Linked DNA regions of Homo sapiens: regions 1 and 3 are each linked to region 2. A link is an interaction called in ENCODE POLR2A ChIA-PET data of the cell type or tissue named here. Cell type or tissue: PC-9. All regions are shown on one strand. Each heading gives the region's core, and the rest is flanking DNA. Links, peaks and the distances in the headings are about the cores only.

The links. ChIA-PET counts read pairs that join two places held together with the same protein. Peaks named below come from ENCODE experiments on the same cell type or tissue, not always from the same donor. Only the 100,000 strongest peaks of a DNase experiment are listed, where the experiment ranks them.
Region 1: POLR2A ChIA-PET joins it to region 2 with 6 read pairs; 2 of 35 experiments call an interaction of 5 or more read pairs at or near these places.
Region 3: POLR2A ChIA-PET joins it to region 2 with 5 read pairs; 3 of 35 experiments call an interaction of 5 or more read pairs at or near these places.

What each region holds. Positions count from the first base shown.
Region 1 is chr2:235,671,713-235,682,545 of GRCh38, forward strand. The region is part of intron 1 of AGAP1 (ArfGAP with GTPase domain, ankyrin repeat and PH domain 1); the gene reads left to right. Among named protein-coding and RNA genes, the nearest start is that of TNRC17, 160 kb to the left of the region's middle. In PC-9, for the core only: a CTCF peak has its summit at 4,276; DNase peaks (open chromatin) are centred at 4,149, 4,489 and 4,899; H3K4me3 peaks cover 498 bases; H3K27ac peaks cover 2,469 bases.
Region 2 is chr2:235,462,848-235,473,680 of GRCh38, forward strand. No RefSeq gene overlaps it. Among named protein-coding and RNA genes, the nearest start is that of AGAP1, 26 kb to the right of the region's middle. In PC-9, for the core only: no CTCF peak of the experiment used is centred there; DNase peaks (open chromatin) are centred at 4,944 and 6,294; H3K4me3 peaks cover 764 bases; H3K27ac peaks cover 2,962 bases.
Region 3 is chr2:235,265,552-235,276,384 of GRCh38, forward strand. It overlaps LOC105373940 (a long non-coding RNA gene), which reads left to right and starts at 5,066. Exons shown (of 3, transcript XR_924009.1): 1 at 5,066-5,309; 2 at 6,576-6,754; 3 at 8,573-8,677. RefSeq lists an enhancer at 8,074-8,641. In PC-9, for the core only: no CTCF peak of the experiment used is centred there; DNase peaks (open chromatin) are centred at 3,210 and 5,600; H3K27ac peaks cover 1,109 bases.

The sequences.
Region 1 (10,833 bases), core at 2,907-7,906, 210 kb after region 2:
AATGTAGGCTAGCAAAAGGGCAGGAAAACCGCAGCCCTGCAGCCTGTTCTGAAACCTCAGGTCTGTGTTCCCTTAAGTCCTCAGACAGGGACTTTGCATGGAGGGATCTCCAGCCAGATATGTTATTCTCTGCAGGAATCAGTTAACCTTTTGGTAGCATTTCGGGGTCAGAGCCTCCAGAAACCTCAAAACACAGACTCCATCAACTGCGCATCACCCTGAGGGGGATTCTGGGGGTGGAAGTGGTGCTAGATTGCTACACCTTATTCTCCTGGGAGGGGGTTGTATGCCTGAAGATATTGTGGCCACAGACAAGAGGCCATGCATTTTTACCACCAAAAAAAAAAATATTATTCATCCTCTTATCTGAATTCTTTAACTTGGCTGGTACAGATAAAGGTAGTTGGAGAGTGGGCTTTTGATTTGCAGTTCAGACTGCTGTGTAACCCACCTCTGGAGAGGGTATTCATCCCAAGTGGACTTAACAGGTCAGCTGACTGCCCCTAGGGTTTATGTTAAAACCAACTCATGCAAATAAATGACTGTCCTTATGGAAATATTTTTAAGGTAAAGTGAAGATAAAATGGTCATGTTCTAATATGCTCCTAATGATCCTCAGAATGTGCTAGAGGATGGTTGAAACCAAGCAGTGGCATGTGCGGTAATGTTAAAATCTGACCTGTTTCACTAGTGAGGCTACACTGTTGCCACACTTATGTTTAGCTTGTCATGGCACATCTAGTTTTAACCTCCCTTGGAGCACTTACTTTAGAAGGCACTGTATTTAACTCCAACCATTATCCCATCCCTTCATGTATTCTCTTAAAATATGAGAACATGATGCGTGTTATTTTGTTAAAAGAATTGGTTTGCACGAAGTTGCTCCTGTCATCATTGGCTTTCAGAGGAAGTTAAGACCTGAAGGTCTCAGTTCTCTAATAGCAGGCTTGCATCTTTGCTCTGTGGACTTGGAAGAAAACAGTAATTAGCTGCCTCGGTTCCAGACAAGTTTGTATCAGAGAGAGAAAGAAAAACGCACAGACATGATTTAGAGAGAATGCATTTCATTGTGGTCCCTCTTGATACAAGTTAAAAGCATTTGGAGTTTGGATAGTTCCTCTCTGGTCAAATGGATTGATAGTAGATTTGGAGTAGTAAGGGTGTGAAGTGTGTTGGAATGTTTATAGTAATGCTCAGTTTGTTCCTTGTGGTCAGTCCTTCTCTGGGCGGAATTACTTTGGTCTGAGACATGATATTACCAGCATTGTGGGTTGTATAGAAAAACGGAAATTTAATGAACTACATTATAGCCATATGGTCAGAACTCTAGGGCCTCACTTTTTTCTGAAGTTCTAAGTAATCACATGCTCAAAAAAGCTACATCTTTCACCTGGATAAATTCTTTGCCTTTGGCTAAAATGTCTGACATGTCAATATTCTTAGGATTTTGGTGATGCCAGTGTCTGTTACAGGTAAAAGGTGTAGCCCCCATAGGTGTCACAACTTCTCATTTTATTACATTTTTCCAGTCTTTACATATTTGCTTCCTGTGACATAAATTATTCAGAATTTAGGTGCTGTTTAAGATTTTGAATTTAGGTGAGAATCTCTAAGGTAACAGTCAGATACAGTAGAGCCCAAGCTCAGTTTCCCTGTAAATGTCCATAGGATGCAAGTCCCCAAACCACTGGGGACAGGTGGGTTTGTAGGACTCGGAAATTTTGGATCTGAGGAAGGTAAAATGGTGTGTGTTATATAGAACGCTGCTTGTGAGATCGGGTGGCGCCCTTTAGTAACACACTAGTATTTTGCAGCAAAGCCTGAAATATCCATACTCAGTGAAATAAATAGTGATTAAAAATAGCCTCGTGCCAGTTAGAGTCTGGTTTTGCCACCAAAGTAATTTGCCAGCCATTTATGAAAAGAAGTTCCATTCTCAGACCTTTTTGGATTTCAGATTGACAGCTAAACTATCGTAGACCTGCAACGTGATAAGCATCATGAGAAGCACCACTGGCTTTCTGTACATTTTGGCCATAATGTTTTAAAATTTGGAGTCCTTGAAAATATAAAGGAAATTAGAAGTGACCTCAGCTGGTACAGGTTTTTCTTCCGTTAGAATCTTTTCATATTCTTTAAAAGAGCTAGTAAATTTTTGAATTGGCTACAGAAATCTAAAGACTAAGTAATTATTGCATTAGTCTATTTGGCTTAGAGTTAATTGCTTAGGCAAGGTATTTCCATTAGCACAGGGAAGCAAGATGGCTGGAGTCTTATTTTAAAGCACACACAGGCTCCTACATACGTGTACCTTTGGTTTGCCTGTATTCTGAACTGAAGGCATTAAGGATGAAAGGATTGGAGCACCTACCTTTTGTAGGATGATTCTCTTGTACTGTCTGGTCCTTGTTGGAACTTGTCTATTTAGGCTCTTCCTAGTTCTTCCCTCTAATGCAGAACAGTTGCCTCGGTGAGTTCAGGGCTGCTCCCTCTGTGTAAGGCTTGCAACTGATAGCAGCAAGCCAGCAGACATTCCAGAAAGACCCTGTGTCAGATCAAGGGCAGTTTCGTGTTAACTGATACACATGTGTTAGGGCAGAGTCCGTTGACTCAAGTATAATTTAATACAAGGAAAGATCAAATAATAAATGATAAATGACATTGTAGGGGGTCCCCTTGCAGCGCATGCTCTCTGCATCCCAGTGGATGCCGTCTGGGCCGGCCCTGGAACCAGCTGTGCTGTGAGTGAAGCCCACACTGGCTATGCCCATCCAGAACATTCGGTGTCTTTAGAGTGTTCTCTTGCTGTCTGGGAGGATTGATTACAGTAATAAAGTGATTCATTGATACCTCTTACTGAGGTTAGCTTTTAAAATTAGTAATTTACAACTGATTTTTGACAGCACATTTTATGAGTGGCTTTGTTCTTTAATTTCTGATTCCCTTGATTTGTATCAGTCAATTACTGTAGGGTGATAGACTTTTTTTTTTTTTTTTTGATGGAGTCTCACTCTGTTGCCAGGCTGGAGTGCAGTGAGCGATCTCAGCTCACTGCAACCTCCCCCTCCCAGGTTCAAGCAATTCTCCTCCCTCAGCCTCCCCAGTAGCTGGGACTAGAGGCGCATGCCACCGCACCCAGCTAATTTTTGTGTTTTTAGTAGAGAGAGGGTTTCACCATGTTGGCCAGGATGGTCTCCATCTCTTGACCTCTTGATCCACCCCCCTCGGTCTGGGATTACAGGCATGAGCCACCACACCTGTGGTTTTTTTATTTTATTATTTTATTATTTTTATTTTTTAAACCATTTATATTTTTATTTTTTAAACCATTTAAAACAAACAGCCTTCAGTGGAGAACGTGAGGACACAGCAATTAAATGAAATAAAATTACTGAAACAATTTGATAAAGTTTGATTTTTAAATTTGATTTGTTACTGAAAAGGACACTTTTTGTTGGTTGGTTGGTTGGTTGGTTGGTTTTTTTTTTTTTTTTTGAGACAGAGTCTCGCTCTGTCGCCCAGGCTGGAGTGCAGTGGCGCGATCTCAGCTCACTGCAACCTCTGCCTCCCGGGTTCATGCCATGCTCCTGCCTCAGCCTCTCCGAATAGCTGGGACTACAGGTGCCCGCCACCACGCCCGGCTAATTTATTTGTATTTTTAGTAGAGACGGGGTTTCACTGTGGTCTCAATCTCCTGACCTCGTGATACACCCGCCTCAGCCTCCCAAGGTGCTGGGATTACAAGCCTGAGCGACCGCGCCTGGCCTGAAAAGGACACTAGTAAGGAAACTATGTAATTCAGTGTTTCTCATTTGAAACATTTTGAACTGATTAGTCTTTTGTTATTAGAATTGATTATCTACAGTGTTTTGTTGTTACAATTGAACATTCCTAGAGTTTGCTTGCTTTTTGTAAATTACTCCAGATAGCAATTTAGGAAACTCCTCATTATTTTTGTTTAGGGCTAAAATGATTCTCCTGGAGACAGAGCAGTTGTACTTGGGGTACAAGGAAGAGCTGTGCTGAACGTCAGCCAGGGAACCTTCTAAGTCACCGCTGTGGGCTGTGTCCTGCTGTTTATTTCCTTAGGTTGGAGCCCAAGTTTCAGCATAGGTCACCTGTTAACATCTTTCTCTTTGATAAGTCATCAAAGAGACTTGGGCTGGAATATCCTGCCACCAGGGGGAATGTTCAAAAGTACATCTGCTCCAGAGGTCCTCCAGTGTTGACAGGCACATTGTAGCAAATTATTGGGTTATACAGTTAACAAATACCTTTTGTTTGGAGCTGTAAGACCCAATTATAAAGCACTAGTAGTTTTTGTCTTTTTAATGCATTAACAAACATATATTGCATGTTTATGGTGTGTTCTGCATTCACTAGGCAGTGGAAGCTGGAGCTAACTAGAGCACAGTTCCTGTCTTCAGAGGTCAGTAGCATACTGGAGGAGATGGAAAAGATTGAATGAATCACAGCCTCATGGGGTACTTGAGGGATGATATGACTATTTCTCTGCATAGCATATCTCCATTAGAGCACTAGTCCACTGTGTAACAATAACCTTGCATACATGCCTGCCACTTCTAACTAGTGAGTCCTTCCTGGGCATGAAGCACGTATCATTCCTCTGTGTACTGCAGAGTTGTAGACACTGTGCTTGACACATAGATTTTAGTAAATGTTTATGGGTGGAACTAATGAGAGAACTAGAAGAGGGAGTGAATTGAATGTTCTTGAGTTAATGGGAAGGAGTTAATGAAGGCCTCACAGAGGGGCAAATGAGCTGGATCTTGTAGGATCTGTAGGAGTTTACCAGGTAGAGAAGAGTGACTCCACCAGCAAGGTGTTTGGGATTTCTATAGTTAATTGTTAAGAATTTATTCCTGTTCCCCAGATCCTTATGACTAATGCCAACACTAAACATAAAACAGGATGTTACTCTTTCTACAATGAGCTTTGGTGTTTTTGTTTTTGAAAAATATTTTCGGTATATGGTTTTTGTTTCTGATAGGAATTCTCCTTTAGGCTATTGTCAATTTGTTTTCCTGTAATGATTTGAAACAATTATATTAACTTAAAATGATGTCACAATGAGTGAAATAATGAAAAAAAGTTATAGTTATTGAGGGTAGTCTCATGATGAGATAAAGTGCATACAGCTGCACTCATGTCGCCAGGTGATTAAGAACAGAATTGGTATTAAGGTCAACGGATTAGCAAAAAGGGAGGAGATTATTGTCTTTTCATTATTTTGAAAGAAGTACCATCTGCCCTTGATTGTTTTGGTTTAGGTTTTATTCAGCCCAAATTAGAATCCGCTGTGGTGTTGATTGTTCCTTGTTGGTGATAGCCCTAGAACTGTGTTTCCCATCGTTGATACTTGCATTCACGTTTGCTAGTTCTCTCTTCTCCTGTGAAGACATGAACGTAGCTGCTCCTTTAATTACATTTAGCTAGTTTTAATTCAGAGATGGCTATTGGCCCTTTGTTTTCTTACCATCTTTTATTGTGTTCATTTTCCTAGTTGATTTTTAATGGTGACATCACTAACAGCTCTAAAGACTCAAAGCTTACCAGACAGCACGCTTCCCTGGGTCAGAAGATGAGAGTCCTCTCCTCTCTCATTCAGTACCAGGGTGTACCAGTGAGAGGCTTGTGAAGGGATTGTTTCGGCGACTCCTTATCTAAGAAATGAAGATAATTTTTATGAGGTGCATTTTGGTCTGTGGGAGTGGAAGGGAAAATGACGGTTTCTTTCCTATACTGTCCTTTGTTTGGAATGGTGAAAATGTTTTGAATCTGTTTCTGGTGTGATCGTTAGGTCCAAGATTTCACGTGACGTTGTGTGCCGGGTGTTGTGGTCAACACACAGGAATGCTCCTTTATTCTCTGTACGGCCTTTGGGTGCATCATTTGAGTGGATGTTCATTTGCTTGAGACGATTGTCAGAGGGAATCTTGTGTGCCCTTTGCTCTCTGTGCCTGTCATTGCGAGGGTTTCTTTGAGCCGGTCTGCTGACCGTCAGGCACTTGAGATTGACTCGGTGAACAATGCCGCCAGCCTTTCTGATGCGGCTCCTGCCCTCTCTGACTCCTACACAGGATCAGAATCACTCAGATATCACTTCTGTTGGTGGAGGCGAGAGAAGAATATTTATCCAGTTTCTGCCTTTCTGCCCCCATTAGCTCTTTACCAAAAAAAAAAAAAAAAAAAAAAAAAAAAAAAAAAAAAAAAAAAAAAAAAAAGCAAAACCAGTTATTCTGTGAAAATATGCAAAGCAGAGTTTTGGCCTTGAGGATGCGTATTTGTGACTTGCTTTCCTGTACAGTAAGTGCTGCCGCCTCAGGAGCGGGCGCAGTCGCTTATGGTGCCGGTGAGCCTGCGCGGCGCTGGCTTTTGCTCCTCTGGTGCCAATGCAGCTCGTTGACAGCTCCAAGATATTTGGATATCTCACTCTTCCGGCTATTTCAGCTGCCAAACTAGAATCCCAACCTTCTGAGAGTCTGTTCTCTTTTGGATTTGTTCATAGATGTCTATTCTCTCCTGATCTGGTTCATGAACACTCTGGAAGCCAAGTTCATTGAAGACACTCTGGATGTGTAATTTGGAAGAGGAGACTGGAGCATGGAGGCTTTGTTCCTAGTATTAGAGAAACACATAGAAAGGACACAGTGTCTAGCGCTGGTTAAGGAAACTTAAAGGAAAAAGATTGGGGCTCAGAATTAGGAAGTAATTTCTCACAAGCATAGCCATTCTGCTTTGGAAGAAGCTGGCTTCTCCTATCACTGGAGGCACCCAGACTCGGGCTGGCGAGGGATTGTTAGGACGGGGGCTGTGTGTGTTGTTGCTGGTAGAATTGATGGACTTCAAGTCCCATCCTAGTTTTCAAGGTCTAGAGTCCTTTCAGGATCTAGGATTTGATTTTTGTACCTGGTCTTCTCTCAGGGGGTAGTTTTCTCCCAGGCTTAAAGGAAGATATTTGTCTGGAGTTTCTTTGGACTGTCCTCCTGCCTGCCTGCCTCCCTCCCGCCCCCACCTTGGGATCCTGGTATATTCTGCCGGCTCACCTGAGACGTAGTAAGAGTTCTGCCTGTCAGCTGCAAGGTGCTGGGTGGAAGGTCCCTGCTTCCCACTCCCGCTCTCCTGCCTGCCAGCCCCACAGTAGTGCTGCCTGGGCTTGTGTTTCGCCATGTAGCCCCTCTCGATACCGATGCCATTTGTCTTCTGGGCATCCAGATGGTGAGTGGTGGCTGGGCATGATCTTAATCGGATTCTCCCTGTGCACAGCCAGCCTTGACTCGAAAACTGATTTCAGGTGTGTGGATAATACAATGATGGCGGCAAGAAAGAAAGAATGCTTTTCTGTTGGTTGTTGGAACACATTTAAATTGCCACATGGAGAAAGCACAGTGTCTTGATTTGGTGGAGTGGATTTAGTCTTGACAACAATACTTCGGTTAGTAAGGTGATTCTGCCTAGTTATCTACATCCCTGAGCTCTGTCTACCTTGTGCCAGTAAACAGATATGTCACTGTGCAGCCCAGCACCATATCTTTGCTTTACTTTATTTAGCTGTAATACGGGTTTTGCAAAAGACCTAAAAATAGAAATATTGCATATGTGGCTGTGTTTGCATTTATAGTTACTATGAGATATACATTTGCCCAGGTGGATTTCTTATATCCCGAAGCTCCAAGTATAAGCCAACCTTGTATTTTGCTTTCACTGTTTTCCCCTGTATTTTCTCATGATCTTCAATTTAACTACTTCCTTTAAAATTATTGACCACTGTTACCTTAAAATTATAAATGGGGAGAATAGAGTTCTCTTTTTTTCCTTTGGCTTAATCCCCTTCCCACTCCTCTTATTCGGAGGAGTAGCGATTACTTGGCAGCATATGGATTCGTCTCATTCCTGGTACAAGCCAAATATGTGTTTATTTTGGACAGCTAGTCTGAGTGCTGCGTCCCAACATCACCTTTCCTAATCCCTGCTGTGCCTTCTCCTGGAGGGCTGGCACCAGAGAGCATTGCCTGGAAAGCAGAGTAATCTGTGCTCTTGAGATTTTAGAGAATAAGGATGGATATTCCTTGTTGGGCGTGACTTTTAGTCTTCAGAGTAAGAAAGCACTGACACAGTATATTGATCAGGTTTGTTCAGTGGAGTGTAGTAAAGGTCATTTGGTGAATTCCGTATTTTCAAATATTTAGGTTTCTAATATGATGCGAATGGTGTTACGTGGATCTGTGTTGTACTGACGCTGACATTTTGACTGTCGTTTCTAAGTAACGTACTACTACTTTGGATAAAAAGCACCGTGGCTTAACCATTGAAGATAATGTTACAAACTTAGATAGTGGTTGAGCTAGCAAGTAACTAGTGAGAGGAACTTTAGCTCTATATGCAGGAGATCAGAGCACAGGGAGCTGGCCCCCTGGCTGACCTTCCTTGTGGGCTACCCACGCCTTGCAACTGAAGAGCGGTAATTAAATATATATTCATAGAAGAGTGGTAAAATCTGCTTTGTCCGTGGAAATGAGCTAAAATATTAAGAATTCAAGGATGTTGGGCCAGGATTTGGGCTTTAATTTGGCGCGGGAGAAGTGTTGGGCCTGAGCCCTTGTAGGGGTGGGACAGGGCAGGGGTTTGAGTGTGAATGCTGGTGTCCAGAGGGGTCAGGGGCCCTGCAGCCCCCTCTAGAAGCTGTGACTTGGGAAGCACCCTCGTGTCCATTTGGACCCGTCTCAGGTGACTTGATGTGTGTGATCCCCCCATCTCTGTTCTGTGGCTCTCTATGGGCCTGGGGAAGGGGTCCCAGGCATCCTCTTGAAGCCATGTGGGGAGGCACCGAGAGCAGGAGGCTGGCTTCTCCTGGTGTCTTGTCCTTGGCAGGGAGCAAGTGACATCCATTTTGACTGGTGCTGACAGGGTGAATGTACTAGCATAGGTGTGTGCAGCTGGGGCTGTACCTGCCAGGAGCATCCTGGCGCGGGTCTCCTGCCTGAGCTTCTCCTTGTTGGGAATGCTGTCCTTAGGCAGATCCTCATTTTCAGGCCTCACCAGAATTGCCTGGCCTGGTGGGAAGAGAGTGGCTGCGGGCTCCCAGAGGTTCAGCTCAGAGTTCTACTCCACACTTCCTGGGCCAGCTTCCGCCTCTGAACACCTGAGCTGACACTGGGACTGTGAACCCAGATAAGATGATCATGCTCACAGCTGCAGCTCAGGATGCAGCCAGCTGTGTTTTTCCTACTTCCTCTCAGCTGGGCAGTTTGCTGGCCTCTGAAAATTCTAGCCCCCCCTCCCCCTTTTCTTTTTAGGCAGAGTGTCGCTCTGTCGCCCAGGCTGGAGTGCAGTGGCGCCATCTCGGCTCACTGCAAGCTCCGCCTCCCAGGTTCACACCGTTCTCCTGCCTCAGCCTCCTGAGTAGCTGGGAATACAGGTGCCCACCACCATGCCCAGCTAATTTTTTTGTATTTTTAGTAGAGACGGGGCTTCACCGTGTTAGCCAGGATGGTCTCGATCTCCTGATCTCATGATCTGCCCTCCTCGGCCTCCCAAAGTGCTGGGATTACAGGCGTGAGCCACCATGCCCGGCAATTTTAGCCCTTTTGACACACTCTATGACCCTTCTTACGCGCCTCCCGAGGAGGAAGCATGCACTAGAGCGTGACTACAAACCTGGTGCCATGCTAGAGCGGGAGAGGAGTGACTGCAAACCTAGGCCTCTGTCCTGTCACCTTTCCTCCAGCTGGTGAACCACCTTGTCTACTCCCTTGCCCCAACACAGCCGACAGGTGGACAGCCAGACACATGCAGAGCCATTGTTTTTTCAAAGACCTGTTAAAGTTTAAAGGCTTTGTTCACTCATTCTTGAGACTAACAGTTCAAGTTCACAAGAATAAATGTGGAATACAGTATGCACCTAAAAATATAATACAGTTTTAATTTTCATCTGTACTGTTAGCATTAACCAGCACTTACTGAATAATGTCCTCTTAGGACTCTGTGTTAATTGACTTTTTAAGGTTGATTGTTAATAGAGCAGTAGGTTGGGAATTACAGTATTGGTGAAATTTAACTGTTTTTCACGTGTGTATACCTAAGTCCTATAAAGGGTCTAATTTAGTTTGCTTTTTTTTTTTTTTTTTTTTTTTTTGATACAGAGTCTCACTCCGTCACGCAGGCTGGAGTGCAGTGGCACAATCTCAGCTCACTGCACCCTCTGCCTCCCAGGTTCAAGCAATTCTCTGCCTCAGCCTCCCAAGTAGCTGGGATTACAGGCATCCGCCACCACGCCCAGCTAATTTTTTTTGTATTTTTAGTAGAGACAGGGTTTCACCATGTTGGCCAGGCTGGTCTCGAACTCCTGACCTTGTGATCCACGCATCTTGGCCTCCCAAAGTGCTGGGATTACAGGCGTGAGCCACCGTGCTTGGCCTCGGTTTGCATATTTTATACTGTGTTATGAAACCGTATCAGCACTGTTTTTTTTGTTTGTTTTAATATAGAAATAATATGTACGTTGTGGACTCCTCCTTTCAAGCTGGGCATATTTCATTTTCACTCTGAACTAGCTTGGTGGCCAAGAATGAGGCGTCTGGAACCAGGATCCTGTTTTGTGGGGGTTTTGTTTTGTTTTGTTTTGTTTGAGATGGAGTCTCACTCTGTTGCCCAGGCTGGAGTGCAGTGGTGCACTCTCGGCTCACTGCAGCCTCTGCCTCCCGGGTTCAAGAGATTCTCCTGCCTCAGCCTCTCGAGTAGCTGGGATTACAGGTGTCTGCCACCATGCCTGGTTAATTTTTTTTTAATTTTAGTAGAGATGGGGTTTTGCCA
Region 2 (10,833 bases), core at 2,084-7,083:
CCAGGTAGGATGCCTGTCACATGCTTGCTGTACACAGCGAGCTGGAATGGATAACGTGAAGCCTACTTTTGCCAAAGAGGAGAAAAAACCTTCCCAGTAGCAGTGCAAATGCAAAGAAAGAACTTCAAAATGAATCTGAATACCTGTCAACTTAAAAACGTTTCTCTTTTTATTTTGCTAACTATTGTTCTAGCATTTTGTTCTAAAATAACTTTAGGTTCTAAAGTCGAGCTTCAAGACACATCCTGCCCAGGCGCAGTGGTTCGAGCCTGTAATCCCAGCATTTTGGGAGGCTGAGGCGGGTGGATCACTTGAGGTCAGGAGTTCGAGACCAGCCTGACCAACATGGTGAAACCCCAGCTCTACTAAAAATACAAAAGTACCTGGGCATGGTGGTGCACGCCTGTAATCCCAGCTACTTGGGAGGTTGAGGCAGAAGAATCACTTGAACCCAGGAGATGGAGGTTGCAGTGAGCTGAGCCACTGCACTCCAGCATGGGCAACAAGAGCGAAACTCCATCTCAAAAAAGAAAGAAAGAAAGAAAAAAAGACACATCCCCGTGGAATTTATCCTGAGTTGACCAGGTAGGTTCTGCAGTACTCAAATCCACTCCCACCAGCAAGCTATCTTGAGAAAGACTGGAGTTTACTGGAGATTGCTGGTAGGAATTGAGGAAGAAATGGAGAAGAGTCCAACTGAGGTGGGGGAGGGTGCTGAAGTGTTTTCCCACTACTCCCACCTTGAACCCCAGATGCCTCCAAGAGAACACTCTGTAGAGGCTGCTGGTGCCTGTGCTTCACTCCACCTGAACAGTGGCTGAGCTGCAGAAGTGCAGGCCATTCTGATGCACTGGGGTGAAGCATAGGTGGGAGGGCTTGGGAAAACTGGATCCTGCTCCCCAGCGGAGGGCTCTGACAGTGGGAGCTGGCTGGGGCACCTGTGGTAGATGGCAGGGCTGAGGGAGTGGGCTGCTGTACAGTTGCACGGACCCCCAACATTGGGTCTGGTATGAATGCATGAGTTTTTTCTTCGGGAGGGGAGTGGCAAGTGGATGCTGAGAAGATAGGCTGACTAGAGTTGACATTATGGGAACCCACCCACAAAGGCAGCCTTCAAGGGCATAGGGTCCTCAGCTGTAAGAAGCCATGGGCTGGACCCTGGGGCAGGAGTTGAACAGAGCTGCAGTTAGTTAGAGCATAGGCCCTCCTAAGAGCTGATATCTTGAGTGTGACAAAAGAGCCAGCACTTGGACGCGTGCCATGGCCAAGAGCTTTGGGAGCCAAGAGAGAACTACAAAGAACACACTCAAAGTCAAAGGAGTTTTGCTCCTTTCTGCTAAGCCCTTCCCTGCCTGCCCTGGCCCCAGAAGACACAGACAGGAAAGGATGGGAGAAGGAAGAGAAGAGGTACCCTCTCTCCCACGGTGGGGTTTGGCTGGCAGAGCTAGGCACACCCCAGTTACAAGGTGGAAGTGTGGGTATTAGGCTGGCCTCAATCATTTAATCTTGGGAAGGGAATTGGCATCACCTAAATGAGGCTGTGGCAGCTGAGATGGCCGGAAAGCTGTGGCTCCGCCCCAAGGAGTCATCTAGGACAGGAAAGGGAGAAGCAGTGGATCAAGATTGGAAAAGTAAAGAAGAAAGACAGCTGGGAGTCAAGACTGTTCCTTATGGCTCCCCCTTGGCGTTTACCCACTTGACAAATCTTTTTTTTTTCTTTTTTGAGACAAGGCTCACTCTGTTGCCCAGGCTGGAGTGTAGTGGCACCATCTCGGCTCACTGCAACCTCCGCTCCCAGGTTCAAGTGATTCTCTTGCCTCAGCCTCCCAAGTAGCTGGGATTACAGGCACACGCCACCACACCCAGCTAATTTTTGCATTTCTAGTACAGATAGTGTTTCACCATGTTGGCCAGGCTGGTCTCGAACTCCTGACCTCGGGTGATCCACCCACCTCAGCTTCCCAAAGTGCTGGGATTACAGACGTGAGCCCCCATACCCAGCCAACAAATCTTACAAATCTAAGAAATCAAGTTTCTTAGCAGACAAGAAGGTGACTTAACACCCCCAACTATTAGTCTCTTCTCAATGGTTGTACCAGAAATTCCCCAGTAATTTGTCATTATTCTTATAAAGCCAGGGATCTTCTCCCCTTTGAAATGCACATCCCTCTGGGAAGGACCCCTTGGGCTTTCCTGTGAGAGGACATTGGCTCAGTCCTTTCCTGAGAGAGGAGGGGAGGACAGATTTGGGAGGCTCTGGATGAGTGAGGAATATCTGCTGTTTGGGATGGGAGGGCCCAGAGATGCATACATGAAGGTGCTGAAACTGACCTTGCCCCCAGCCCCATTTACCTGGAGCTGGCTCCAGGAGAATGAAAACTTTGGAAAAATCTGTGTGTGTGTGTGTGTGTGTGTGTGTGTGTGTGTGTGTGTGTTTAGTTCTTTAAAAATTCCACGTGTCAACCCTTCGGCTGTTTTTCTATGTTCTTTGCCATCATTGTTAGTTCAGGTTAAATATTATGGTCAAAAAATAGAATGGGAACTAACAAAGAATAAATTGCCATCTTCTATGCTAAGGTTAGCCAATAGATGTTTCTGTTAAGCAATCCTAAGGCTCTGAGATACTGTAAGGTAGAGAAGCTCTCTGAAAGCTCTCATAAAGATATAAAGTTTCCCTAAAATCAATGAAAGTAAGCAGAGTATCCAGAAATAGACTCAAATATACATGGAAATTGAGCATATGGCAATGGGGACACTTCACATCTAGGGCAAAAGCAAGGTTCTGTGCATGACATTGGGACAACTGGTATCAGCGAGTAGGGGTGGGGAAGTGATCCATATTGCAATTATTATTATTATTATTATTATTATTATTATTATCATTTTGAGACAGAGTCTCACTCTGTCTCCCAGGCTGGAGTTCAGTGGCTCCATCTCGGTTCACTGCAACCTCTGCCTCCCAGTTCAAATGATTCTCCTGCCTCAGCCTCCCAAGTAGCTGGGATTACAAGCATGCACCACCATGCCCGGCTAATTTTTGTATTTTTAGTAGAGACAAGGTTTTACCATGTTGGCCAGGCTGGCCGCAAACTCTTGACCTCAAGTGAACCACCCACCTCAGCCTCCCAAAGTGCTGGGATTACAGGCATGAGATATCGTGCCCCGCCCCTACTGCAATTTTTTTATTTTTATTTTTTAATTTATTTAGTTTTTGAGACAGGGTCTCTGTTGCACAGGCTGGAGTGCAGTAGTGAGATCTCAGCTCACTGCAACCTCCGCCTCCTGGGTTCAAGCAATTCTCCCATCTTAGCCTCCTGAGTAGCTGGGATTATAGGTGCACACCACCATGCCTGGCTCATTTTGTATTTTTTTGTAGAGACAGAGTTTCACCATTGCCCAAACTGGTCTCGAACTCCTGAGCTCAAGGGATCCACCCACCTCAGCCTTCCAAAGTACTGGGATTAACAGCATGAGCCACCGCGCCTGGCTCTTCCTGCAATCTTAAAACCAGAATAAACTCTAGTTGTAATAATGTAGCCACCAGTCGCCTGGAGCTCTTTACAGTTAAATTAATTTAAATTAAATAATGGTAAAAACTCATATTCAGTTGCATTAGTCACAATTCAAGTGCTCAAGAGCCACATGGGGCTGGTGGCTGCCATATTGGACAACACAGAACATTTCCATCAACACAGGAGGTTCTACTGAATGAAGCTGCTTTGGACTGTTCAAAGATTTAAATGTAAAAGTGAACATTATTATTATTATTATTATTATTATTATTATTATTATTACTGAGACAGAGTCTCGCTCTGTCACCAGGCTGGAGTGCAGTGGCGTGATCTCAGCTCCCTACAACTTCTGCCTCCTGGGTTCAAGTGATTCTCCTGCCTCAGCCTCCCGAGTAGCTGGGACTACAGGCACGCGCCACCACGCCCAGCTAATTTTTGTATTTTTAGTAGAGACAGTGTTTCACCATGTTGGCCAGGCTGGTCTCAAACTCCTGACCTCATGATTCACCAGCCTTGGCCTCCCAAAGTGCTGGAATTACAGGCGTGAGCCACCGTGCCTGGCCTAAAAATATATCTTATTAAAGCACTAGAAGAAAACAAAACATGGATTTTTAAATCTTGGAATGGAGATAAATCAATGCAAAACCTAAAAACCAATGCAAGAACTTAAAAAACAGAGAACAATTGTTCAAATTGCTAAATAAAAATTTAAAATTTCCTCTTTGTGAAAAATAATCTAATAAACAGGCTTCAAATGGTAAAACAAACAAACAAAAAAACCAGATTTATAATCTACAAGCAGAAAAAGAGCTAATTTCCTTAATAAAATAATATAGAAGGACAAAAACCCAAGAGGAAAAAAATGTGTCAAGAACAGGGCATTTCACTGAACCAAAAAGATATAAATGGCCAACAAATACATTAAAGGATGTTTAACCTCAGAATTGAGAAAATGCAAATTAAATAATGATAGTATCATCATTAAATAATGGAAGAGGCCACTTTTCAACTATCATTGGGAAAATTAAACAGTTTGCATGCATCATTTGCTAGAATGTGGAAAATCTGGTAGGTTCACACATTGATGGTAGAAGAATAAACTACAGCAGTTTATTCAGTTTGCCAGCAGAAATCAACATTTTAAGTGCATGTTACCTTTGACCTAGTATTTCCATCATTAAAAATTTACCAGGCTGGGCACAGTGGCTCACACAGGTAATCCCAGCACTCTGGGAGACTCAGGCTGGCCTCTCACTATGTTGCCCAGGCTGGTCTCGAACACCTGGCCTCAGCTCCGTCAGGAGTACGAGACCAGCCTGGGCAACATAGTGAGACCCAATCTCTACCAAAAATACAAAAATAAGCCGGGTTTGGTGGTACGTGCCTGTGGTCCCAGTTACTCAGTAGGCTAAGGAGGAAGGATTGCTTAAGCCCAGGATGTGGAGGCTGTAGTGAATCATGATTATGCCATCATATTTCAGCCTGGGTGACAGAGCCAGACCCTGTCTTAAAAAAAAAAAAATTCCCTACAAATATACTTTGAAATGTGCACAAAGTTATGTGCACAAAATGCTCACTTGCAGCTGCATTTGTTATTTTAAAAAAAGAAAAATCCCTGAAATGTCTATTAAATAAATTATGTCTATGTAAATAAATTATGCTACAGCTATAAGTAAGATACTATGCACCCATTAAAAATATATGTGTTGGCCAGGCACAGTGGCTCACACCTGTAATCCCAACACTTTGGGGGGCCAAGGCGGACGGATCACGAGGTCAGGAGATTGAGACCAGCCTGGTCAACATGGTGAAACCTCGTCTCTACTAAAAATACAAAAATTAGCTGGGCATGGTGGCTCATGCCTGTAATCCTAGCTACTCGGGAAGCCAGGCAAGAGAACCAGGGAATCGGAGGTTGCAGTAAGCCGAGATCACGCCATTGCACTCCAGCTTGGTGACAGAGTAAGACTCCATCTCAAAAAAAAAAAAAAAAAAAAAAGTGTTGCAATGAGGTGACTATAGTCAATAATAATTTCGTTGTATATTTTAGAATAAGAGTATAATTGGATTATTTATGATACAGAGGATAAATGCTTGAGGGGATGGATACGTCATTCTCCAGAATGTGATTATTACACATTACATGCCTGTATCTAAACATCCCATGTACCCCATAAATATATACACCTACCATGTACCCACAAAAATAAAAAATTTAAAGTATATATGTGCTGATAAGATCCCCAAGATATATAATTAAGTGAAAAGCGTAGGGCTAGAACAAAGCGCAGTATGATCCTAACTTGGTCCTGTTTTGTTTTTAAGGTATACAGAATATTCATACAGATTTTGCTCATATGCAAACAAGATAGACCCGAGGATACGTAGGAATTTGCCAATAATTACTCCCAGTGAGTAGAACTGGTGGGTGGGGATATAGTTTTGTTTCTTTCTTTAGATCATTTTGTGTTTTTTGGGGTGTTTTTTTTGCCATATATTCATTTGTTTACATTGAAAATAAAACAGACTCAAAAGTAAATAAAGGTGCTGTATCAATGGAGAATATTCACCACTTCCTGTGTAAATTTAATTCCGAAGGACAGCGTGCACCTGAGTAATGTAGATAAAAAGACCCTGTGAGTCTAGGGGCTGTCAGATGGACTCTGCCCCGGCACACACGGAAGCAGGAGATGCTCCTGCCCGTCACTGGGAAGGGAAGTGGAGGCAGTCCCGTTCCTGATGTCTCAATGTCAAAAATGGCCAGGCTGAGCATAACCTCCCTCCTGCTACCCGATACTCAGCTCAGCTTGAGGACTCAGCTCTGACTCAGAGAAGGATCTGGTTCCAGGGAATTTTGTCATGAGAAGCAAATCATGTGACACCCCAGTGTGAGAAATGGCTGGCCAGTGTAAAGCTGTGGAAAATTGAAGTTAGTCTTGGCTCCAGGCTTTATGGAGGTTTTTCTATTAACCAGAGGTGAGCTCAGGTGCGAGGTTAATGGAAAGGTGCAGAGAAGGCTGTCGGGGGACTGCGGTGACGGTTTACACTGCTGTGTAGGATGCAGTTCCTGTAACAAGTGGATATTCTCTTCTATTATAAAATACAGCCCCATGGGACTGTGGCATCAAAGGCCTCTTGTGGGTCTGGAAACTCTTAGCTGGAGGAGAAAAACAGGCTCTGCTCAGGATGCAGGCTGACAAGCATAAGCCTTGTTTTGTTCTCTGTAGAAACAATGAAACTTCAAGCATAAGGAAAAATTGCTTAAATTCCTAACATCCCACCACCCTAAGTTAATTAATTGGCATATTTTCTTCCTATCTTCCTATGCATGGGTGCATGTTTTTCATATTTCTAATTAAAATACTCACAAGTTGTAGCATTTTGCCTTTTTAAACTATATACTATAAAATCTATTTTCAGCAGGGTGTGGTGGCTCACGCTTGTAATCCCAGCACTTTGGGAGGCCAAGGCAGGTGGATCACTTGAGGCTGGGAGTTCGAGACCAGCCTGGCCAACGTGGTGAAACCCCATCTATACTAAAAATACAAAATTTAGCTGGGCGTGGTGGCGGGTGCCTGTAATCTCAGCTAATCGGGAGGCTGAGGCAGGAGAATCACTTGAACCTGGAGATAGAGGTTGCAGTGAGTGGAGATCATGCCATTGCACTCCAGCCTGGATGACAAGAGCGAAACTGCATCTAATATATATATATATATATATATATATATATATATATATATATATATATATATATTTTCCATATCTCTGTATAACCTTACTACTTGCGGTCTTACTGTACCACATTTTACCAAGTTGACACACAGTTCCCTATTGTTGGATAGTTATATATTGTTAAATACTTTTGATTTGATGACCTACAAGATATCATTCCAGGGAGCATTTTCAATGTACGCAGTTTTTTCCTCCTGTTAAATTGCTTCCTAAAAATACTCAGGACTGGAACGACAAGGCCAAAGGCATAACCATTTTTGCAACATGTTGCCACATTGCTTTCCAGCTGGGTTATAATGGTGTTCTGTGCCTATGAGTTGCTGGGAGGAATTGCTCAGACAAGAATAGAGCCAGGAAGCCAGGAAGACAGTAGCTATTTTGGTCAGTTGGGGCTGCTATAACAAAATACTATAGACTTAAGAAACTGAAATTTATTTCTCACAGTTCTGGAGGCTGGAAGTCCAAGATCAGGGTGCCAGCATGATTGGGTTCTGCTGAGGGCTGTGTTCTTAGTTTGCAGATGACCACTTTCTTGCTATGTCTTCGCATGGCATTTTCTTGGTTGGTGCACTCAGAAAGACAGAGAGAACAAGATCTTCCATAAGGCCACCAACCCTATCAGATTAGGACCACATTCTTAGAACGACATTTAACCTTAAGTACTTCCTGAAAGCCTTATCTCCAAATACAATCAGATTGGGGGTTAGCATTTCAACATATGCATTGGGGTGGTGGAACACAATTCAGTCCATAGCAGTAGCCCTGCCCACCAGGGAAGCTCTTGGACCATCTGAGCCCAGCTTGTCCATGGACATACCACTCCACCAGCCTCTTCTCTGCAGAAAAGCCTATATGATGTGAGAAGAGGGAACACGAGCTCTACACCTTTAACAGAGTTTTGGGGGAAGTCATTAAAACAGAGAGGTGGGCAAGTTTGATTTCCATGTTGAGACCAGCAGACTGATTCCAACCTTGTTTGTTTGTAATTGACAATCACTGGATATGAGCTCAGCTGAAGCACACTGAGAATGAGGCGGTGGCATTCTAGACCTAAATCTGCCACTTAACAATCACCTGTCAGGTTCCTGCACCTCCAGTCTGCTCAGATCTTAGGGTGACCTGACACCACCACCAGGACCTTGCCAGCTTCCCCAGGATCCTGGAGCAGCATAATGAGGATGGGCTTGTTTGCTTTAGAGAATCTCTAAGAGCATCATTGGCCTCCTGACGTTGCCAGCACCTTGGAGACAGGTGATGCAATAGCTGAGCATTGGAGCAAGCTTCACAAAGTTTGGCTTCCATTGCATCACCTGTTCCAAACTGCCCCCAGGTCAGTCCTCATCCCCTTCTATCGCCATGACCAAACAGTCCACGACTGGCCAGGGGCTCTCTGTTTTGAGGCAAGATGGAAAAAAGATGGTCTCCCTGCCAATATGCCCCTCACCCACGTCTTATGCTCTGCAGTGCTGGACAGTTCCCAGTGGGTGTACACTTTGGCCATAGGGATTCCTCCAGGGAGCAAAAATGGTACCCATGAGACCAGAACTGGTGGGTGAAGCTGCTTGAACAAGCAGGGCAAGACTAGGAACCCTGCTCTGACCCAACCTGCACACTTGTACCCTGGGAGGCTGGAGCCGGGGAGCATTGGCCCTCACTCTCCCACTCAGCCCCAGCACTCCTTCCATCCAAACTAAAAGGTCCACATCCAGGTCCAGTGCATGTGCAAGTCATGTAGATTTTATGCATTTCCTATAGAAAGAAAAGAATGCCATATAGTGGTTTAAAAAAGACCACGTGCCATATAGTAAAATTTAATGAAGCTTCCCATTAGTCATATTGTTTCTGTCTCTAGGTTTTAGACCTGACTACCCATTACCGGGTATCCTCTCCTCCTCCCATTTCTTCCCAGAGAGCCTTGAAACCCTACCTTTAATCACCTAAGAGTTTTAACTTTATTATTCTACAAACATTTATTCCCTCTCTTCAAGACAAACAAACAGGGCTGGGTGCAGTGGCTCATGCCTGTATTCCCAGCCCTTTTGGAGGCCAAGGAGGGAAGTTCGCTTAAGGTCAGGAGTTTGAGACCAGCCTGGGCAATGTAGTGAGACTCCCCCATCTCTACAAAATTTCCTTTTTTAAAATTAGCAGGGCGTGGCATTGTACGCCTGTATTCCTAGCCACTCGGGAGGTTGAGGCAGGAGGATCGCTTGAGCCCCGGAATTCAAAGTTGCAGTGAGCCATGATCATACCGCTGCATTCCAGCCTGGGTGACAGAGCAAGACCCAGACTCTAAAAAACACTTAAACAAACAAAAACTCCTATGACTTGCCAAAACTTGACCAGCTTCTGCTCTTCAGACCTGTCCCTGCAACTCCAGCTCATCATGCCCATGAAGCTCAGAGTCAAAGGGAAGCTCAGGTGCCACGGAGTAATAAACACATGAACCTGAGAGAAAGGAAAATGGAAATCTGGCTCCAGACCCTTGGGGTGCAGGCACTAAAGCCAACGTCAAGTGTGACTTACCTCATGTGCACTGGAGGGCATCCTTGAAGTTAGTTAATAAGTGATGAGAAAGTATTCACTTACTCTCTGCCTGCCCCGGCAGCTCTGAGAAGGAAGTAACTCTTTCTGCTTCCTTTACCATGGCACCCTGAATCTCTAGCTCCATGCTCCCCAAATACCACCTGACACAGAGCAGGACTCAACAAACATGTGTTGATTGGTTGACTGGACCCGTTTTTATGCTAACCCCAACCCACCCTATAAATGCATATATCTCGAAAAATAAGATTGCAGAGGGCATATTTAAATTCAGTTAGACGTACTTTGAGTTCGAAGGCAAGTGTAAAAAGACATTAAACATTATACTTGCATGTGTGTAAATTAAAGTTATTAATGTCGCTAATAAGATTGCAGATGGGGCAAATTCCTAGAAACATCATCATAATTCTGTAGGCAGGAGATGTTTTAGTGGCTCCATTTTACAGATGAGGAGACCAAGGACTGAATAAGAGAATGAATTTACCCCAAATCACAGAGCTAACGATGGCAGAGCCAGAATTTGAATCCAGTGGACTGGTGTATGCAACCTTCTCTTTGTGTTAGGTTTAGGGGTTCTCTGGAGAGGGTGATGGAGCTGACATCTTGTCCTCCTCTTACCTCTGCCATTGACTTTGGGGTGACTTGAGGCTAGCTGTGAGCCTCTGTTTCCTCATCCATAAAAAAGAGCCATCAGCAGGTGCTGCACCCAGGTCTTCCCACACAGGACCTCATCAAACTCATCAGGCATGAGGCCCATTGGGCCTAACATCACTTTCAGGAAGCACGAGCCCAGGCTGAGCCCAGGCTGCTGGCAAGGCAGAAGATGGGTGAGCTTCCAGCAGTCATGGACCGCGAGGCTCTACCCCAGGTCTGAGGAAAGATAACTGGCGAGACACCCACCACACCCCAGTGAGGACATTTTACTCTATAAACCTGGGAATGACTTTCTGCTTCTTATAACCAGGCAGGCAGTGTGGTGAAATGTACAACCAGGGCCTTTGGATTTCAGAGGGAAAGAAGCAAGGATTGTGTTCATTTCTACGAAATT
Region 3 (10,833 bases), core at 2,557-7,556, 200 kb before region 2:
GGAGATCAAAGGGCAGGAAGGGAGAGGGGCCAGCATGTCAACTCGCTTGGCCCTGCGTTGCTGGGCCAGGGGTTGGTATGGCTGCCTCCCCTCCCCATCCACTGTCAGATGGCCACTCCTAGAGCCACAGCTGGCTCTCCAAACCAATTCCTTCCATTCAGCCCAGGGAGCTTCATCACACCTTGCTGCCTTCCCTGAATCAGGCCCACTGTTCTCTCATTACTGATCTCAAAAAGTTGAGCGAGCCAGCCAGTCCCAGCCTATCCCCAGCATCACCCGCAGTGGACCCGAAGCCTAAGGTGAAAGTACACATTTTGCTGGTGAGGTAAGTTCAACCATGTCCCAAACAAACCAGAGAAAAAGCAAAGGCAAACCAAGAGCCCAGCAAGCATGGACTTCGGAGCAACCAGAGAGAGCCCCGTGCAGAGCCCAGGAGGGTGAGTGTGGGAAGAAGAAGGGCGGGTGCTTCTCGGCCTAGCACACCTGGGTCTCAGCTGCACCAGCTCTGGCCATCTGTGGGACCGTTTGCATGTGACCCACCTGCCCAGGCCTCATTTTCCTCATTTGTAGGATGGACAATGTCACCTGACACTGTTGGGAGAAGTGGCCCACGCATACCTGGCCCAGAGCAGAGAGATTGCTGAGGTCCACTTTACGGCTCATTGATGCCAATGGGCAGATAAGATAACCCTGGGGAACATTAGCCCTAGTGCTCCTTGGAGCCCAATCCTAGGAGTCAGGAGAAGCAGGTGGGAACATCAGCCCTGGCGCTCCTTGGTGCCCAATCCTAGGAGTCAGAAGAAGCAGGTGGGACCTGCTCCCTCCACCTCAGCTGGCCTCCCTCCCCACCCGGCACTAGAGCAGGGGCGAGCCATTGGGTATCCTCCCTTGCGCTCCCCAACCATCTCCTGGGGTGAGCTCAGGGAGCCTGCAGCTACTGGGACAGGGGCCCACTGGCACCTTGCTGGCCCCTACTGCCAGGCAGGGTACCATCAGCCAGCTCGCTCCTCCCAGGGAACTGCCTCTTCTCCAGCAGCCTGGAGTCCCCCACTTCCCAGCCCCATCGTCCTCATCCCAAGCCTGATCCCATTGTGTCCTGTGACTCCTTGTCCCTTGTTGGGCACCTGCATCTGTCCTCCCTCCTCAGCCTCCCATGCCCTCTGCATCCTGCACTCCTGCTGAACGAATGACCCAGGCCTCCACTTCCCATCAGAACATCCTCTGCAACACGTCCCTTACCGGCAGGCGTCACTCCCTGAGCTCACCATTTCCCTGCAGCCATGCTACGTGGCTGCTGCTTAATGTCTCAGAGGCCCCTTCTCTGAGACAGGGTTGAGACCTGGGGTTTGCACCCCCTCTGCCTTGACGCATCCAGCCCAGTATTCCTCCCACTTGCTCATGGCCAGATGAGGAAGGGAAGTGGCACCACTGGGCATTTGATTGAAAGCAGCAAAGACTCCATGACTCCCTTCCCACACTGCTGCCATTGGCTTGGTGGACTTTGACTGCAACCCTGCCAACAACCCCCGTTCTCCTGGCTTCCCTGAGCCTCTCACCTCTGATGACCTTCCCCACCTCATCTTTCACTCTCAACAGATGACCTCAACTCCTACTTTACAGAGAAGACAGAAACTAGGAGCTGGGACCTCCTTCACCTTCCTACTGCAAACCCACAGACCCCCCTGCATCTCCCCTCTGCTGCTTCCCCTTCCTTCCTTGTCACAGTGGAGGAGGCATCTGTGCTCTGGGATTGGCCTTCCCACCAGCCCTCCACCTTCCTGAGCTCACGCACCCAGTCTCCTCTCTCCTGTGTCTCCAGCCTTTCTCACTGCACTCTTTGCTCCATTGCTTTCATCAGCCTATTCTGCTCAAATTTCTCTGATCTTGAAACAAAGTTGGCCGTGGACCCAGTTCCTGCTCCAGCCCCAGCTATATTTCCTGTGTCTTCCCTTCCAACCTCTCCTGCCACAGCCAAGGCCTCTCCCCTCCATGAACTCTCCTCTCATAGTCCCCCAAATTCACCAAGTTTTCCAGCTCACGCCTTTCACATTTGCTCTTCCCTCTGCCTGAAATGCCCTCCCTGCTCCTCCTGTAGCTAGTGCCCTCCTTGACCTGTTCTCCCATGAATGCCTCCACCTCCTCCCAGCCCAGGCCAGGGTTCCCTGTGTCTCTCATCAAAACAGCATGGAGCCTGAATGTTCTGCTCTGCTGGACCCAAGTCCCCCAGCCTCCCAGGCCTCATCTGTCCCTTTAATATCCCAAGTGGCTCAAGCCTAGCCCATCCCATAGGAAGCTGTGGAGGGTCACCTGACTGTAGGGTATTGCCGGAGGCCCTCGCATGTCCTAAGCCCTCCAGGCTGCTCTCTGCTGTGGTCTCACTGCTGGGCATCACCTGAGATTCAGACACCTTCTCCCACCAGCCTGCCTCCAGCCCCCTGAAGCAACAGGAGGCTCAGAGCTGTTGAAGACAGATGAGAAACTCTTCAAATTGGACAACAGATCCCAGCATTCCAAAATGCCTTCCTTCCTCACTAAAGGAAATTCCTCATGCCCACGTCCATCTCTGCTTTGAGGACGCCTCCTTCCCCATCCCTCCTCTCCTCCCATCCTGGAGTCACCCCTCCTGCCTGCAAACTCCGATCTCCCCAAATGCAGGTGATTTTCACCCTTCCTTGTTCAAAGACAGGCACCTTCTGAGGTACTGGAAGATAGCATTTCAACATGTGAATTTCGGGGGATGCAATTCAGCCTAGAGCAGATATCCTCTCTTTCTCCACTGTGGCTTCAAGTACCAGTTGTGCCACTTTCTAATTGTTCATCCCTGGGCAAATATTTTAACCTCCCCTGAACCTTGAATCTCACATCTTTCAGATGCAGGTAATGACAGCCACCTGACCGGGCACAGGCAAGGATTAAGCGAGGTGATCTGGGTGAAAGGCCCCACAGGGTTCATGTAAGTTCCCTTCCTTCTGATCCTTTCTTCCCCTCTCTGTGTCTGCAGACATGAGCCCCGCTTTGAGTTTGCACAAGAGTGGTGTTCCTTGCAATGACAATGACAGGTTACTAAGGCGCGCACACTCTCCTCCGATTTTTAACCTAATGGATGACCCCATCGGCCTCCTTGAGGCCTGGGTCCAGAATTGGAGACTCTCAAAGGGAAGTTGCTACAGTTTATGATGGCAGGAAATCTGTTTACATTCTGAGTCTAAAGAGGAAAATGTAGGCATTCTTTCAACTTCCTGTTACAAAATGCTTCATACCAAAAATTCTTGCCTCCTCCGAAGTCACTGAAGGGTTACAGAGAGATCTCCTAGTTGTTTCTCTGCGTTTCCACTTCTCAGATACTACTTTAAAGGTGGCTTTTCTATGTTTTCAGTTTGTTTTTCTTCTCTTGGCTAAACATATATCCACGATTAACAGATTGTCACTTAGAAGGTTTATATTTATCATCATTATTTATGTTTATTCCTCTTCTGCTTTTATAAACTAACAAATGACATATTTTCTTCCACTGGTTAAAAACTACTTTAAAACTTTATTTCAACCATAATTTAACTTTTGAAATTTTTTACCCTATTTTCTCCAATACCCCTGCTTTGTTTTTAGTTTTCTTTAAATGGACAGCGAACTTTGTGAAAATCAAAATATTGTTTTATAAATAACTCAGTTTCTCCTCCACCCTTAACCAATGAATGGAACTACACAGTATAGTTTTTCTGCTTCTCAGAAGCTAATTACTCTATCTGATGTGTTTAATCTTATTTCTGACTTTTAATAAATCCATTCTTCCCAGGCTCATAAAAACTTCATTAGTTCAACACATTTCTTTTTATCTTGTTGTTGTTATTGTTGTTGGTGTTTTCCAATACAGAATCTCACTCTGTCTCCCAGGCTAAAGTGCAGCGACGTGATCTCAGGTCACTGTAACCTCTGCCTCACAGGCTCAAGTGATTCTCATGCCCCAGCCTCCCGAGTAGCTAGGACTACAGGCGTGCACCAGCGTACCTGGCTAATTTTTGTATTTTTAGTATAGATGCGGTTCTGCCAGGTTAGCCAGATTGGTCTTGAACTCCTGGCCTCAAGTGATCCACCTGCCTTGGCCTCCCAAAGTGCTGGGATTACAGGTGTGAGCCACTGCACCCTGCCTACATTTCTTTTTAAATGCCGCACCTTGGAAGCACCATAGTGGTTTTGTCCTTGCATGTGCGAATCCAGTTTTGGGCATTGCTAAGTGGATACACCTGCTGAATAATCACTTGATCTTTCCAGTGGCACCCACCAAAGACTCATCTTAAGATCCTGTAAAAGATGCACCCAGTGGAACTTGGTACTAAAAGACAATGGAAGCTCTTTTCAATCCTAGGGTTCTAGTGGTCTACAAAATGCCTTACTATCCAAATTTAACTGACATTTTTCTTTGCCACAGAGTATGTCAACAATCCATTCATTCATGGTCAAATATTGTAAACTTTTTAAGGTATGCAGCACTTAATTTTTCTCCAGAAAGAGTGAGAAGATAATATTCAACTAAAAACATAAAATCTCAGCTTGGAAATGGAGAAATATCTTCCTAGGCCTGGGTAAATCCAGCAAGGTAAATCAGAGAATTGAAAAATAGGACATTTGGGAGTTTTGCCCATGACTTGAGCAATTCTCTGTCTGCCAGAGTAGAATTTGGAGGGTGTGGTACCAAGTTCGTGTGTGGTTGGTCTCGGCATCATGGGGGGAGTATGCCTTCATAACAGCCAACGGGGGGTCTCTCCACAACTCCAAGCCCAGCAACTTGTAATCTAGTTTTGACAGTCAAAAGGTATTCAGTGAATGGATGATTAAATGAATAATAGCCTGGTAGAACAAGACTAACATGTCTCTATATGTGTGTGCCTTGACCTCCGTTACAGAGTCCTAGAGTCTATATTTTCTCCCCCTGTGGGAGACAAAGAAACTGAGACTGAAACAGTTCTACAACTTGCTGATGTCACACAGGGACAAGGCTCTATTTTCTGACCCCTGGGCTTTTTTTTCAACAACTGTATTCCATTTCTGAGTCAAAGGGAGTGCAGACTAGAACACGCATCCCAGTTCTCTCGCTGGAGCAGAAGCTCCTATTCCACCCACACCAACTCTTTCTTCATCTGTACGATGGGATAATGTGCCGTTTCCCCTACCTCACTAGAGATAGAGGAGGGGGATCCTCTAATGAGACAGCAGGGAGAATTATTTGAAAAACTAAACCAACATTTAAGGCCAGCTGCTGCTATTATTTTACTAGCAGCTTCTTCTTTTGTGCCAACTTAAAGCTACTTAAGGTAATATTTCCTTCCTACTTTTGATACAACTGGGTCTTTATTAGGAACGCTTCCTCCTGGGAGAAAAAGGAATTCCTCTGAATTCTTTGTTTCATGTTTAAAAAACCCGGGCAATGGAAAGAATATAGTTTGACCAGTGAGGATTAACTTCTAGAGATGTTGTACCATAACCTGGAATGCCAGAGAAATTGTAAAACAAAAGCTGTGGGTGTCTGCAACACTGCCGCAACCTCAGTGGCCAGCCGCAGAAAGAGAAAGAGCCTTGAAGGAAGTTAGATTTTGGTCACAGGTAACCACAAAGAACTAGTTATCACACATTGCCACATGGGTTGTAATACATCTATTAAGAAGCAGATTTTCTTTGGGGTTTGTGAGTCATCGTTCAGAATCTTAGTTCTGCTTGAGAACATGTGAACTGAAATGATCTATTTCTGTGTTATTCCTTTTTTCTCTTTTCTATCTTCATTTATTTTTTAAATTTATTTTATTTGTAGCATTCTTAAAACTCTGTAAGAATGGAGCCCAGGAGAGGGATTTTCTTTACTTCATTCCTAAGCCTTCAGATTCCTTTGTCTTAGCTTATTGTTGCCAGCTATTAGTTTGGAAAGCCTAAGACCTTCCATGAGAATTGTGTAGCCCCTGAACCCATTTCTCACCCATCAGATTGGCAAAAATTTACAAGCCTGACAATACACTCTGTTGACAAAATTGTGGGGAAACAAACATTCCTACCATGCATTGCTAGTGGGAAGGCAAATGTAAGTATTCATCTTGTTCAAAGAGATCCCTGCAGAAATGCCCCAAATAATGCTTGACCAAGTATCTGGGCACCCTGTGTGGTACAGCCAAGTTGACACAGAAAATTAATTATCACAGCTATGATACTTAATCATAGCTGATTAATGACTGTTGTGACCCCTATGAAAAAGAATTTGGCAATATCCAAATTCTGTGTGCAACCCCTATGTAAAAGAATTTGGCAATATCCAAAAGATCTACCTAATGCATCTGGGCTTTGACTCAGCAACTCCTAGGAATTTATCCCAAGATTTACCTCCAACAATATGAAAATACAGATGCACAAGGTTATTCACTGAAGCATTGTTTCTAATAGCAAGACATTGGAAACTACCAAAATGTCCAAGCAAAAACAAATCTATTGAACCCAGGAAATTGGTTCAGTAAACTCTGGCACATACATACAATAGAATAATAAGCAGCTATACAAAGAATGAGCCACATGCATGTATTTCCTCATTCTTTCAGCTAAGAGAGCCTAGAAACAATGACACTCCAGGAACAATGATCACTCGCTACTGCCAGATCTTAGTTTCCAATCCCACTATTCAGTGAAAGGAATCAGGGCTCCTTGGAGAAATGGCTGATTCTAGGACTGGAGCAGGAAATATAGAAGACAAGCCTAGAACTTCTTATAGTACCAGAAGGTAAGGAAGCTCAAACAACACACGCATGCACACACACGCACATACATGCACACATGCACATGCATGCAAGCACACACACTACAACAACAGGAAACATCAAAGGGACACAGGAGCCAATGGAAAGAGCTCCCAATGACCCAAGCTAGGATAATTTGAGAAGAAAATACAGTGATATTGGACTATAACCCAAGTATAAAATAAATGTCCATGAATTCATAAAGGTACAAATAAACGATTGAATGGGTAAATAAAGTAATGGGTGTGGTGGCTCACGCCTGTAATCCCAGCACTTTGGGAGGCTGAGGTGGGTGGATCACTTGAGGCCAGGACTTCGAGACCAGCCTGACCAACATGGAGAAACCCCGTCTCTACTAAAAATACAAAATTACCTGGGCATGGTGGCACACACCTGTAATCCCAGCTACCTGGAAGACTGGGGCAGGAGAATTGCTTGAACCCAGGAGGCAGAGGTTGCAGTGAGCCGGGATTACGCCACTGCACTCCAGCCTGGGCAACAAGAGTGAAACTCCGGCTCAAAAAATAAATAAATTAATTAATTAATAATAAATAAATGAGTATAGACAAATCTTCTGAGATGAATTCCAAATGATTTGTATAAATATTTTGCCCTCAGATGGGAGAAGCATAACTCCTTACTTCTTAAGTATGGGCCACACCTGGTGATTTCCTTCTAAAGAGTCCAGTATTAAAACGGGAGGTGGGGAGTAACTTGACAGTGGAGAAACGTGGCAAATACTACCTCAAGCCAAGTGATCAAGGTTAGCATCATCAATGATAAGTTATGTTGATCCAGTGTACCCTTGATTTGATGTGAAGAGAATATCGTTTATCTGTGTAGTGTCCTCCTGGAAACTCATAACCTCAGTCTAATCATGAGAAAAACATCAGGATAATACCAATTGAGGCTGGACACCGTGGCTCACGCCTATAACCTCAGCACTTTGGGAGGCCGAGGTGGGCAGATCACTTGAGGTCAGGAGTTCAAGACCAGCCTGGCCAACATGGTGAAACCCCGTCCGTCAGTACTAAAAATACAAAAATTAACCAGGTGTGGTGGCAGCGCCTGTAATCCCAGCTTGGAAGGCTGAGGCAGCTTGAACCCAGGAGGTGGAGGTTGCAGTGAGCCAAGATCATGCCACTGCACTCTAGCCTGGGTGATAGAGGGAGACTCTGTCTCAAAAAAAAAAAAAAAAGAAAGAAAAAGAAAAAAAAAAGAATACCAATTGAGGGGCATTTTATAAATTAACCTAACCAGTACTTATCAGTCAAAGTCCCAGGCAAGATGAATATACAGAGACCTGATGAGTAAATGTAACATGATATCCTAGATGAGATCCCAGAGGAGAAAAAGGACCTTGAGCAAAAACTAAAGAGATATAACTAAGTTATGTACCTTAGTAAATAACAAAGTATTGATATCGGTTCATTCATTGTGACAAATGTACCATCCTAATGTAAGATGTTAAAAATAGCTGTGATAATTAATTTTCTGTGTCAACTTGGCTGGACCACACAGGATGTTCAGATACTTGATCAAACATTATTTGGAGCATCCCTGCAGGGATCTCTTTGAATAAGATAAATATTTAAATCAGCAGGCGTTGAGTAGAGCAGACTGCTCTCTGTAATGCAGGTGGGTCTCATTTAATCAATGAGAAGCCTGAATAAAATAAAAAAAAAAAAAAACAATGCTCCCCTGAGCAAGAGAAGTTTTCTCCAGGAGAGGTCTTTGGACTCGAACTGGGACATTGGTTTCTCCTGCCTTTGGGCTCAAACTAAAACCTTGACTCTTCCTAGGTCTTGAGCCTGCTGGCCCTTTGGAGTAGAACTACACCATCGTTTCTCCTGAGTCTCCAGCTTCCTCCTTTCCCACCCTGCAGTTTTGGGGACTTTCCAGCCTCTGTAACTGTGAGCCAATTTCCTTATAATAAATCTCTTTCTAGATATGTGCATACTATTAGTTCTGTTTCTCTGGAGAACCCTGAGTATTACAATAGGGAAAACTGGGTGTAGGTGTATAGGAGCTCCCTGTATTATCTTTGTAAATTTTCTATAAATTTAAACTATCCTAAAATAAAAAGATTATTTTTTAAAGCCCAGAAAAAATAAATTGAAAAACAAAAGAATTAGGAAGATCTCTATAAATTAATATGGAAGTAGTTCTAGAAGACATTATTAAATGGGGAAGAAAAACAGCATTTGGGGGAAATTTATAGCACAATGCCAATATTAGAAAAAGAAAAAGGTCTCAAATCAATGACTTCAGTTTCCACCTCAAGAAACTAGAAAAAATAACAAATTAAACCCAAAAAATAAAGGTCAGAGAGGAATCAAAGAAATTTTTCAAAGTTTTAAATGAAAATAAAAATAAAGAGAATACAGCCAAAGCTGCTTCTTGAAGAATATCGATAACATTAGTAAACCTCTGGGCAAAGTACTCAGGAAAAAAAGACAGAGAATCCATAATCTCCTGACATTAGTAATGAACAAGGTGACACCACTACAGATTCTACAGAAATGAAGAGAATAATCATGGAATATCATTAACAACTCTATACCTATGATTGATAATTTAAACAAAGTGGACAAATTCCTTGAAAGATACAGGCTATAAAAGTTCACTCAAGGAGAAAGAAATAATCTGAATAACCCTACACCAATCATTAAAAATGAATTTGTACTTTAAAATCCCCCCTCAAAAAAGAAAATCCCCAGGCCTAATAACTTTACAGGTGGATTCTACCAAATATTTAAGAAAGAAATAATACTAACTCCAAACAAACTCTTCCAGAAAATTGAAAAGGAAAGAACACTTCTGAACTCACTATATGAAGCAAGCATTGCCCTGATGCCAAAATTAGTCAAAGATACTACAAGAGAAGAAAACTGCATATCAGTATCTCTCATGAACATAAATGCAAAAATTCAAAACAAAATTGTAGCAAACAGAATCCAACAATACAAAAAAGGATAACACATTATAACCAGTGCATTTCCTGGGGAAGCAAGGTTAGTTTAACATTTGAAAATCTATCAATGTATTCACCATATTAACAGATTAAAAAAGAAAAATCCATGTTATCATCTCAACAAACACAGAAAAATCTAACTCTCAGTAAAGCAGCACTAGAGGGGAATGTCCTCAATCTGATAAGGAACATCTATGAAAAATCTACAGTTAACTCCATACTAGGTAGTAAAGGACTGACTGTTTTCTCTCTAAGATCAGGAAAAAGTAAGGGATGTCTATTTTTATCGCCTCTATTTCTGAAGATTCTAGCCAGTGCAGTAAGACAATAAAAAAGAAATAAAATTTATCCTGATGGAAAAGGGAGAATTAATATTGTCTTTATTTCACTGTGATATGATTATATATAAAAGCAAATGGAATCTACAGAAAAGCTGCTAAAACTAATAAGTAATTTAGTTTGAAATGTATACAAGATCAATATGTGAAAAAATCAATTGTATGTCTAGGACCAAATAATCTGAAATTCCCAAACTACCAATTACAATAGCATCAAAAATATAAAATACTTTGGATACATTAGTCAAAAGATGTACAAGACCTGTATATACTAAACTATACAAACATTGCCGAAACAAAGAAAACCCAAATAAATAGAGAGATGTGTGGGTTGAAAGGCTTGATATTGTATGATGACAATTTCCCCCCATTCTATAGAACTGATGCAGTCCCAATACAAATCCCAGCAGGACTTATAGTAGAAACTGTCAAGCTAATTCTAAAATTTTGATGTAAATGAAAAGAAAAGGACCTAGAATATCCGAAACAACTTTAAAAAGAAGAGCAAAATTGGAGGACTAACACTTTCTGGTTTCAAGACCCATTATAGATCTACAGAAATCAAGACAATGTGGTATTAGCATAAAGATAAAAAACAGATCAATGGGAAGGAACAGGAAGTACAGAAATAGATCCACACATATAAGTGGGCATGTGATTTTTGTGAAATGTGCAAAGGCAATTCAGTAGAGAAGGAATAGTCTTTTCATTAATGAAGCTGGAATGATTGGATATCCATATGTTTAAAAAG